Linked DNA regions of Homo sapiens: region 2 is linked to region 1. The links are chromatin loops, found by intact Hi-C in ENCODE. Cell type or tissue: HCT116. All regions are shown on one strand. Links, peaks and the distances in the headings refer to the core of each region. The heading gives the core; the rest is flanking DNA.

What was found. A loop is a pair of places that touch in the nucleus more often than their neighbours do. Peaks named below come from ENCODE experiments on the same cell type or tissue, not always from the same donor. Only the 100,000 strongest peaks of a DNase experiment are listed, where the experiment ranks them.
Region 2: a loop joins it to region 1, with 10 times the contacts of the local background. A loop is called at or near these places in 2 of 110 quality-filtered maps.

The regions. Positions count from the first base shown.
Region 1 is chr19:9,203,249-9,209,043 of GRCh38, forward strand. It overlaps the pseudogene OR7E25P and a transcript of OR7E24 not described here. Among named protein-coding and RNA genes, the nearest start is that of OR7D4, 13 kb to the right of the region's middle. In HCT116, for the core only: a CTCF peak has its summit at 2,443 (motif pointing right); a DNase peak (open chromatin) is centred at 2,463.
Region 2 is chr19:9,844,233-9,850,027 of GRCh38, forward strand. PIN1 (peptidylprolyl cis/trans isomerase, NIMA-interacting 1) reads left to right here. Exons shown (of 4, transcript NM_006221.4): 3 at 3,798-3,908; 4 at 4,858-5,457. The coding sequence ends at 4,967. Among named protein-coding and RNA genes, the nearest start is that of PIN1, 12 kb to the left of the region's middle. RefSeq lists enhancers at 3,243-3,794, 3,795-4,344. In HCT116, for the core only: CTCF peaks have their summits at 3,030 (motif pointing left), 4,008 (motif pointing right) and 4,210; a DNase peak (open chromatin) is centred at 3,009; H3K27ac peaks cover 415 bases.

The DNA of each region.
Region 1 (5,795 bases), core at 537-5,536:
GAATGTGAAAATGTCTGCTTATGAACTGTCAACTTTAATTTATCTTTGAAATAACGTGGTCCTAGGTCTTACAGAATATTTCTAAATATTGTAAATCAAAGGAATTTGTAGCATTGAATTAGAATGAAATAAGGCATATTTGAATGTCTTTGGTTTCTTTTAATTACAAAGATTTCTTTTCTTAAATGGGGAAAGATATTTCTTTACTTTTTGTGTGTGTGTGTAAGACAAGGTCTCACTCTGTCATCCAGACTGGAGTGCAATGGTGTGAACTTGGCTCACTGTAACCTCCACCTCTGGGCTCAAGTGATCCTCCCACCTCAGCCTCCCAAGTAGTTGAGACCATAGGCACATGCCACCACGCCAGCTAATTTTTGTATTTTTAGTAGAGACGGGGTTTTGCCATGTTGTCCAGGCTGGTCTCAAACTCCTCAGCTTAAGTGATCCTCCCGCCTTGGCTTCCCAAAGTGCTGGGATGACAGGCATGAGCCACTGCGCCTAGCCAATATTTCTTATTTTATATTTTTACTGAAAAGAGTACGCTGTATTTTAATGTGATCATGAATTTTCTCAAATGTTCTTGCTCTTCTCACTTTGTTCAGTCAAGGGTCTCTAAGGTAAGTGTCTACAGAATCAGGTGACTAACACACCAATCAATTACAAAAGGACTTGTAGCAAATTGGGTTTTACGGACACAAAGATGGGAAAAACAGTGGGGACTGCTTGATGGGGGAGGGTGGGGGTTTATGGGGTGGAAGTCTATCTATCCAGTACTAAGCCCACTACCTTGGTGTTGGGATCATTGCTGCACCAAACCTTTACCGACACATTATTTACTCATGTAACAAGCCTGCATATGTATTCTGTGAGTCTAAAATAAAAAAAAAGAAAATTAGGGTTTTCAAAACTGAGAAATATGGCTGAGGGTATATGATCCTCAAATGTGAAAACATTAATTGTAAATTGCTTGTATCCAAAATATAGACACAGTGCTGGGTGCTGATTTTGTCCTTTCCTTTTTTCCAATTCTCTTTTTCTCAATTGTGTCCAAGATACACAGAGCCAGAGAATCTCACAGGTGTCTTAGAATTCCTGCTCCTGGGACTCCCAGATGATCCAGAACTGCAGCCCGTCCTCTTTGGGCTGTTCCTGTCCATGTACCTGGTCATGGTGCTGGGGAACCTGCTCATCATTCTGGCCGTCAGCTCTGACTCCCATCTCCACAGCCCCATGTACTTCTTCCTCTCCAACCTGTCCTTGGCTGACATCGGTTTTGCCTCTACTACTGTCCCCAAGATGATTGTGGACATCCAGGCTCATAGTAGACTCATCTCTTACGTGGGCTGCCTGACTCAGATGTCTTTTTTGATCTTTTTCGCATGTATGGAAAGTCTGCTCCTGATTGTGATGGCCTATGACCGGTTCGTGGCCATCTGTCACCCCCTGCACTACCAAGTCATCATGAGCCCACGACTCTGTGGCTTCTTAGTTTTGGTGTCTTTTTTTCTTAGCCTTTTGGACTCTCAGCTGCACAATTTGATTGTGTTACAACTTACCTGCTTCAACGATGTGGAAATCTCTAATTTTTTTCTGTGACCCTTCTTAACTTCTCAAGCTGGCCTGTTCTGACACCTCCATTAATAACATGGTTGTATATTTTATTGGTGCCATATTTGGTTTTCTCCCTCTCTTAGGGATCCTTTTCTCTTACTATAAAATTGTTTCCTCCATTCTGAGAGTTCTCTCTTCAGGTGGGAAGTATAAAGCCTTCTCCACCTGCAGCTCTCACCTGTCAGTTGTTTGCTTACTTTATGGAACAGCCCTTGGAGGGTACCTCAGTTCAGCTGTGTCCCTTTCCTCCAGGAAGGGTGCAGTGGCCTCAGTAATGTACATGGTGGTCACCCCCATGCTGAACCCCTTCATCTACAGCCTGAGAAACAGGGACATTCAAAGTGCCCTGCAGAGGCTGCACGGCAGAATAATGTAATCTCCTTATCTGTTGCATCTTTTTTGTAGTATTGGTTGGAAAAGGCAGAGCTTTGATACAAAATATCAAGACCTTTAAATCCTTCCCCCTTGGTTACATTATATTTATTGCTTGATAGGTTCAATTCCTCTCCATGTTTCATATGTGAATGTGGGCGGCAAGCCACCAGGGGCCGAGGCAAGAGACCGAGGGCACGAGCTGTTCCAGCATAATAAAGAAAATATATAAAATAAGAATAGTTATACTAGATATAGATCATAGATATGATTATATATGAACATCATTAATCATTAGTTTGTAGCAATTACTCTTTAGTCCAATATTAATCTTCACTCTACAATCATAACCTAGGAAAAACCAGGCCATACAGAGATAGGAGCTAAAGGGACATGGTGAGAACTGACCAGAAGACAAGTGTGAGCCCTCTGTTATGCCCGGACAGGGCCACTAGAGGGCTCCATGGTCTAGCGGTAACGCCAGTGCCTGGGAAGGAGCCCCGTTACCTTGCGGATCTTGGTCTAGCAGTAGGGTCAGTGCCTAGAAAAAGCACTCCTTACTCAGCTGACCGGGAAAAGGAGTCTCTCTTTTCCCGGGGGAGTTTAGAGAAGACTCTACTCCTCCACCTCTTGTGGAGGGTCTGACATCAGTCAGGCCTGCCTGCAGTTATGCGGAGGCCTGTTTCCCTGTGATGCTGTGCTTCAGCGGTCACGCTCCTGTTTCACTTTTATGTTCCACCCTGTACAACTGGCTCTGCCTTCTAGACAGCAGTAGCAGAATTAGTGAAAGTACTAAAAGTCTCCGAAATGCAGAAATAATGGTGTAAGCTGTCCTCTCTCTCTCCGCCTCGGCTGCCAAACAGGGAAGGGCCCCCTGTCCAGTGGACACGTGACTTGTGTGACCTTACCTATCATTGGAGATGGCTCACACTCCTTACCCTGCCCCCTTGTCTTGTATCCGAAAAATAACAGTGCAGCCAGGCATTTGGGCCACTACCGGTCTCCGCGCCTTGGTGGTGGTGGTCCCCCCGGGCCCAGCTGTCTTTTCTTCTCTTTGTCTTGTGTCTTTATTTCTACAATCTCTTGTCTCCACACACGGGGAGAAAGACCCACAGACCCTGTAGGGCTGGTCCCTACATGTGAATATTGTTTCCATTGTTTTGTCTTTAATTGGAATGTGAAGGTATTCTGGAATTCTTTGTTTATTGCAAAAATTCGTGGCTGAATCCAGTATACCTGGACAGCCTCCTTTAGTTTCCGAGCAATGACCCTGGTATCTAGGTGAAATCACAACCCTGTTTTTATATATAAGAAGTCCTTGCTTAAAGTCAATAGCATCTTGGAAACTGCAACCTTAAGGAAATGATATACAGCAGGTCCTCAAGTAAAATTGTTTTGTTCAAAGTCCATTAGTTATATTGTTGATAAGGAAAAACACACGGTTTCATTATAAATCATTTCACTTAAATCACAGTTTCCAAAAACATATTGAGGGTGTTAATTGAGGACTTACTGTATTTCAAATTTAAGTTAATTTTCACAGTTCGTGTGGAAATTATTTACATATTACATCTGTAAAATCACTTTAAGCAGGCTATGTGTGACGAACTTGTTCACGAGCCCTCAACCTTGGCTTTTATTGACCTCACCTGGGGAGCTTACAAATGATGATGGCTGGGCTCTCTTACCCAGAGATTTTGATTTACTTGAACCTGTGTGGGTCTGAGAGGTTTTAAAAGCACCAGTGATAGTTCAGACGATGAAGTTCTTCAAGGGATCAAGCTCAAATGGGTAAGCTACTAAAGAGCTGATTGCAGCACTAGACAATGTAATTTTCTTCAACTGTCTTCTTCAAATTCATTATCCTTCAGCAATATACAGATTGTCATTATGCTGGGAATTTTTAGTAAGCACTTGGAATTTGTTGAAAATGTTGATTTATATACGTATAGATTTTCTTCGGATTTCACTCTTGTGCGTACTGAAAGGGAAAATAGAAAAGGATAACATGGTAACAACATCCCTAAAACTTCACATGCTATAACTGATTTTTAAAAATTTGTTTAGTTTTCTTTCTTTTTTTATGAAGTGTGGGGTAGGTACACAAAGTTATACTATTCAGCCTTTAAGAAATGAAAGTGAGTCATTTGCAGCAACATGGATTTAAGTGAAATAAGCCAGGCATGAAAAGACAAATATGGCATGTTCCCACTCATACCTATGAGCTAAAACAGTGAATCTTGTGAAGGTACAAGGTAGAATGGTAATTACTAGAGGCTGGTAAGGGAAGGAAGGAGTGGAGCATGAAAAGATGTTTACAGGGTACAAAAATGCAGTTAGATAGAAGAAATAAGTTCCAGCGTTTCCTAATACAGTAGGGGAATTCTAGTTAGTGGTAATTGATTGCATATTTCAAAGTAGCTAGGAGAGAAGATTTGTATTGTTCTCATTATTCTGGTTTCTAAGCCATTGTCTTTCTGTTCCCTTCCCGCCTTTCTCTACTCAGCTCTTTCATGCTAGGTTGGGGCTCTTGAAGTTATTGCTCTGTTTTCCATCTGGTGTTCTTGTTACAGACTTTCATGAACACTGAATTTTACTACACTGAAATTCGGTATACTTTGCGACCACCTTCTAGTATACCCCTATGCCTGCCTCAGTGTTTAGAGGCTGCTGCCTTCAGTTACTGTCTCTGTTACCACATTGTGTCCTTTAGCCTTTGTCCTGCAGTAACAATCAAGCCAACTCCCTCTGTTCAATTCTCTTCATAATAAGTAGATTAGTTATTCAAAATAACTAGATTAGTTTCTATTTTTTTTTTTTTTTGAGATGGAGTCTCCCTCTGTCACCCAGGCTGGAGTGCGGTGGCATGATCCCGACTCACTGCAACCTCCACCTCCCAGGTTCAAGCAATTCTCCTGACTCAGCCTCCCGCGTAGCTAGGATTACAAGGACCGCCCACCACGCCTAGCTAATTTTTGTAATTTTAGTGGAGACGGGGTTTTGCCATGTTGGCCAGGCTCGTCTGGAACTTCCGACCTCAGGTGATCCACCTGCCTCGGCCTCCCAAAGTGCTGGGATTACAGGCATGAGCCGCGTGCCCAGCCCTGGTTTCTATTCCTGACCTAACCTTGACTGAGGAACAAAAGTATGTTGGAGTTGTCTGCAAGGGGAATATTTTAAAAATGTGCTGATGAAATAAAGCTGCTTTTAAAACATATGTCTTTGTGAAGAGAGTCCAACTGAAGTTTAAGTGGCAGTGCCCTATTTCCGGTTGCTGTGTGACTCTAGTGATGTCTAGGGATTGTTAAATCACCAGTTTCATCATAAATAATTTCAGGGTTTTCTTCTTTTACTTTACACTGAGCTACCAAAAGTCCATGTCACCAGCAAACATGAACTCTCCTTTATTTCACATAAATGATAGTCAAAGAATTTGATAAGTGGGACATTAATGCTGCCTTTTTTTTTTTTTTTTTTTGAGACAGAGTCTTGCTCTGTTGCCCAGGCTGGAATGCAATGGCATGATCTTGGTTCACTGCAACCTCCGCCTCCTGGGCTCAAGTGATTCTCCTGCCTCAGCCTCCCAAGTAGCTGGGACTACAGGCACACACCACCATGCTCAGCTAATTTTTGTATTTTTAGTAGAGATGGGGTTTTGCCATGTTGTCCAGGCTGGTCTCGAACTCCTGACCTCAAGTGAGCCACCCACCTCGGCCTCCCAAAGTGCTAGGACTACAGGCGTGAGGCACTGTGCCTGGCCTAATGCTGCTTTTTGATGTCACATGGTGGACTCTCCCCACTGGTAATGCTTT
Region 2 (5,795 bases), core at 331-5,330, 640 kb after region 1:
CAGGGGCCTGCTCTGCAACAGCCACTGCTTAAGCGGTCACTGATTCACTCCTTGGAACAGGCTCCAACGTGGGAGCAGCGGTTACCCCATTTTACAGGCCAGTTGAGTGAGGCTCCAAGAGGTAAAGTCACCTGCCAGACTCTCATTGTTCAGGAGCAGCAGAGGTAGGATCTGGACCTGATGGAGTCTGGAGTCAGCACCCATAACATGTCCTCCTGGACCTTGGGGATACACTGTGAGCAGGCTGGCTGGGGTCTGCCAGCACAGATAGGTGCCATTCTGTTTTGCATACTATTTCAGGGGGTCCTGAACACCTTGAAGCAGGTGGAGGCCCCTGCTCCAGACTGGGAGCTCCTGGAGAGGCCACCCTGTGTCTGTGTGGTTCTAAGCTGGAGCCACATCGAATCAGGATGGGGCTCCAGCACCCGACAGTCCCCATCAAATTTCACAGGTTTTGGCGCCGTCGGGCAAGGCTGACACATTGTCTTGGAGGAGGCCCAGGAAGTCTGGCCTTAGGGTCGCAGCCTGAGTTTCAGGCAGATAGGGCATGAGATTCCAGCATTTCTGCTTCGAGCCCCGTGGTAGATCCCTGTCTCCCTCCTTCCCCATGGCCTATTTCTGTCTCATTTATTCATTAACTTCTTGAACATTCGTGAACACCTGTTTTGTGCACAGTGCTGGGTTCTGAGGGTGCAGCAATGAAGAAGGCCAACCCAGCAGCCTCCATTCCTGCACTGTGAGGCGGGCAAGCAACACACCAATGGGACGGTAGTAAATGCAGCACCCAGGGGGAGGCACCTAACACAGTGGGGGATTAGGGGAGGCTTCTTGGGGAGACCAGAGGATAGCTGATGAGTTTCAGGCAGGACAAGAGGCTTAAACCAAGGTCTGCGAGGTGGGAGTCGGAGGATGTCATTGTCGCGGGGTCAGGTACAGGCTGAGCTAACAAGACACACAGGACCAAACCCCTCAAGGTCAGCCTCACAGAGCAGGAACTCAGGAAGAAAGCGTTTTTGTTTGTTTGTTTGTTTGTTTGTTTGTTTGTTTGAAATGGAGTTTCGCTCTTGTTGCCCACGCTGGAGTGCAGTGGCAACGATCTCAGCTCACTGTACCTTCTACCTCCCAGTTTCAAGAGAAAGCGTTTTTTTGTTTGTTTGTTTGTTTGTTTGTTTGTTTGAAATGGAGTTTCGCTCTTGTTGCCCACGCTGGAGTGCAGTGGCAACGATCTCAGCTCACTGTACCTTTCTACCTCCCAGGTTCAAGAGAAAGCGTTTTAAAAAAAAAAATCATTCCAGCTACTTGCGAGGCTGAGGCAAGAGGATTGCTGCAGCCCAGGGGTTTGAGGCCAGCCTGAACAATAAAGTGCGACCCCATCTCTGCAAAAGGAAAACAAAAACAGTCATTGCAGGCTCCCATCATAGCAGAAAATTTTCCAAGAGAGCTGGCAGGTCAGAGGCAGATCTGGGTGATATGAGCTATTGGTGTGCCAAAGTGTGGCTTTTATTTGTTTTTAAGTGGTATGGCTTGCACACTATGTGTGTGAGAGAGGACAACTTGGGCGGGCTGTCCAATTTCAGGGATCCCTGTGGCTGTGTCCCCAGCCCTGGCCGCTGGGGGCTGTGGCAAGGTGATGCTTGTTCAGGGCCTGGGCCTGGCTCCTCAGACGCTCAGTGCCTGCAGGCAGTCCTGCTTCCCCGAAGTAGGTGGGTACCTCTGGGGGCACCGTGCGATCCCCTGGCTGGCTTAGTGGTCCAGACAGAAGGGGGGACAGGGGACTCCAGTGCTCTGTGCCTAAGGCCAAGGAGATACCTAGAAGTTCAGGGAGAGGAGGGGTGGGAGGGGGTCCTAGCAACATCTGGTTTAAGTCGGAGTCACTGGTGGATGTGTCTGGCACAGAGGAGGACCCCGTGGCAGCCCTGGAAGCGGGGCATTCTGATCAAACCAGGGCATCACGGGCAGAAGCCTCTGTAATGTGCCATCCCAACAGAAGCTGGGGCCCTGTATGGCATCGATGTCCCTGTCAGACCAGGACACGTGGGCCGGCAGGGCCAAGGATAGGGAGAGCAGAGCAGTAGAGGCTGCGTCATCCCTGGGATGCAGTCCCCATGGAGGGGAAGAATGATGACAGCAAGGGACGTTGGTCAGGGTCCTGCTCGGTGCCGGGCACTATGCTGCATGTCACAGCCACTGGCACAAGACTGTCAGGCGGAGGGGCACAGGGATGTCAGGGCAGCAGGTCGTGGTGACATCCAGCTCAGATACCAGGACACTGGTGGCTGCCATGACGTGCAGCCAAACAGGGAGCTATGGCTGTGCTCTCACGGTGGTACCATTTCCACTGCAGTCCCAAGCAGGTTAGAGCGTGAGGCCGAGGGGCCCTGGGGACACTTGGATCAGTCCAGTGTGTTCAGCAGGTGCCACGGTTGGGTGTCCAGGCCTCCCAGCACTGGCTAGGTCACCCAGCAGTGTTCCCGTGGGTCTCCAACAGGCTCCAGGCCAGTGTATCAGCTATGTATGTCCTGGGCAAGTTGGCCGGCAGGTGTGTCATGGCATCATTTAGGTCAGAAGGAGCAAGGGTAGAAGTGTCAGGGTGACATTAAGAAACCCCCTACTGAGTGTGTCAGGGTGACCTTCACGTTGGAGAGAAGAACTGGTGTCCCTGGAGAGTGGCTGCCAGGCCTTAGGGTACACGGGGCGGGTGCAGTTCACCCAGAGGGCTGCCCTGGCTTGCTGGGGCTGTCGCACCACTGGCCTAGGGAGGACACTGGAAGGGACGCCCGTTTGTGTCAGAGCAAGAGGATTGGGGTAGGGCAGGCTTTGGCCCATGGGCACCTTCCTGGGGGTGGCCTGGAGTCAGGAAGGCGGTAGCCATTCCTCCTGACCTGGCACGTGCACAAGACTGCATACACACACTTGCTCACACACAGTCACACCACACACACCACGTGCACACACACGCAGCCCTCCCCACTTGGCTTCCGAAACGTGAGTCACTCAGATGCTACTCTGCTGCCGTCTTGCCCCCTCTGCTGGCAGCCCTGTTCCTCCTAACTCCACCAGCCCTGGCCTCCTCCGCCTCCTGGAGAGTCAGAGCCGATGGGCTAGTTTGGGCCACACAGGGTGGGGCCACCCTGAGTTCTGCCAGCATGCAGACTGTAGGTGGGGAGCCGGGAGAAGAGCTATGTTGCCTGCCTCTGGGACCCTGGGGCTACAGCCCACGAGTGTCCCTTGCAGAGCCCACCAGGGTGCCTTGGAGGCCCATCCCAGTGCCAGGCTGTTCTTCCCAGATGGGACAGCTGGGGCCACAGGCTGCCGTGGCAGTGCTGGGCTTTCTCTGGACAGCTCTCCCACCTCTGCCCAGGGGGCCCGGGGGGCCAGCCCCCTGCCTGGGTCAGCCTCTCCCTGCCTGCTGCTCTCCTCTGGCCCATCCAGCTTGTATGTAGATTTTCCCTCACGTGTGTGTGTGTGTGTGCATGTGTGTGTGCTGGTGAGAGTGACAGCGGGAGCAGGGATGTGAGACCTGCAGGGTGGCAGGGCTCATGGATGACTGGCGGGGTGCATTAAGTGCTCATGCTCGTGAAAGGCACCTCTTCTTGGGTGTGGGTGAGGACAGGTGTGACTGCGCATGCAGGTATGTGTGAGGAGAGGGGTTGTGGGGAGCATGTGCGCCTGTGAGGGGAGGCTTTCCAACTGAAGTGCTGCCTCCCCCGCTGGCCAGCTCTGGAGTCCTCCATCCTGTCTGGTCAGGCCCCCCCCAACCCCTGACCTGGCACTCCCATTCCGTTCCATGTCCACAGGCTACATCCAGAAGATCAAGTCGGGAGAGGAGGACTTTGAGTCTCTGGCCTCACAGTTCAGCGACTGCAGCTCAGCCAAGGCCAGGGGAGACCTGGGTGCCTTCAGCAGAGGTGCGCAAGGAATGGGCCTCACCAGGTTGGGGGACCCTTACCACCCTGAGGGGTAGAGGCCAGGAGGGTCTGGGCATTGGGCTCCCAGGTGCCACACCGGCCTTCGGGGTCCAGCAGGTGGCAGCACAGCCCCTTCCTCAGGCTTCAGAGGCTGCTCTGCTGGGCAGGGCCAGGGCCACACAGGGAGGGGGGCTGCAGCACTTTCTTCCTGGCATCATCTCTACCCTGGGGGGCATGGTCTCTTGTGTGTCTGTGCACAGATGTCCTCATCCCAGGCCCACCAAGGTGGGTACATCCTGTCCTCTGCCTCTTCCTTTTTGTGGTTTAAGGTTGAGGGCCCTGAGAGTCCCAGGGCCTGTCCCCCAGAATCCCTCTCAAAGGTGGGGAAACCAGGGGTGAGAGGAGGTGGCCCTGAGTTTAGGCCTGTCTGGCCAGGACAGTGGAAATCAGGGACAGAGGGGACTAGGCCTCCTCCTCTTCCTCCTCTTCAGTCCTCGGGGTCTACAGAAAAACATCAGGGAGAGGCCAGGATGGGTTGCAGGGTGTGGTGTGCAGGTGTCTTAGTGGGGTGGGGCGGCAGCATGGGGCCAGCAGCTGCCCACCTCCTCCGAGGAGGCTGGTGGGACAGATGACATGGCAGGGCTGGGAACCAGGCCCAGGGAGACGAGTTCACTACCGAAGTGGCCCCTAAATGCACGGCGGCGGCCGTAGCCCTGCCTGCTATCCTTCATGCTGTCCTCGGGCTTCCCAGGGCCTCCTTAATGGCCCTGCCACCCCCAGCTGGGCCGCCGCTCAGCACTGGCAATAAACATGGTGACGGATGAGTGTGGACGAGTGTGAGGCTCAGCGCAGGCAGGAGCCCCATCTGTCGCGGCTGCCACCCGCCCTGCCTCATCCTGGCCTCTGCCAGCCCAGCCCTGACACCCCCACCGCCCCTCCTGGCTCCCAGGTCAGATGCAGAAGCCATTTGAAGACGCCTCGTTTGCGCTGCGGACGGGGGAGATGAGCGGGCCCGTGTTCACGGATTCCGGCATCCACATCATCCTCCGCACTGAGTGAGGGTGGGGAGCCCAGGCCTGGCCTCGGGGCAGGGCAGGGCGGCTAGGCCGGCCAGCTCCCCCTTGCCCGCCAGCCAGTGGCCGAACCCCCCACTCCCTGCCACCGTCACACAGTATTTATTGTTCCCACAATGGCTGGGAGGGGGCCCTTCCAGATTGGGGGCCCTGGGGTCCCCACTCCCTGTCCATCCCCAGTTGGGGCTGCGACCGCCAGATTCTCCCTTAAGGAATTGACTTCAGCAGGGGTGGGAGGCTCCCAGACCCAGGGCAGTGTGGTGGGAGGGGTGTTCCAAAGAGAAGGCCTGGTCAGCAGAGCCGCCCCGTGTCCCCCCAGGTGCTGGAGGCAGACTCGAGGGCCGAATTGTTTCTAGTTAGGCCACGCTCCTCTGTTCAGTCGCAAAGGTGAACACTCATGCGGCCCAGCCATGGGCCCTCTGAGCAACTGTGCAGCACCCTTTCACCCCCAATTAAACCCAGAACCACTGCTCTGCTCTCCTGTGTCTCATTTCTCCTCAGGGAAGCATAGTGGGGAAGATGTCGTGGGGAGGGGATCATAGCCCCCCCATCCTAAGGGTCCCAGCTGCAAGTTCTCCCCCGAGGCTTCCCCTTGCCCTGGGCCAGGGGGAGTCACAGCAGCTGGCTCTTGGGGACATGGGCACTGTCCAGCTGCCCAGCACCCTGAGATCTGCTTCCCTGCCATCTCAGGGGCTTCCAGAAGGTTCGTGGGTCCAACCCGGCACCTGGCCCAGCACCCATTGCAGCTGCAGTTACCATGACAACAGGGCCCTCCCGGACTGGAGGGGGCTCCTGCAGGGAGGGGGATGGGAGC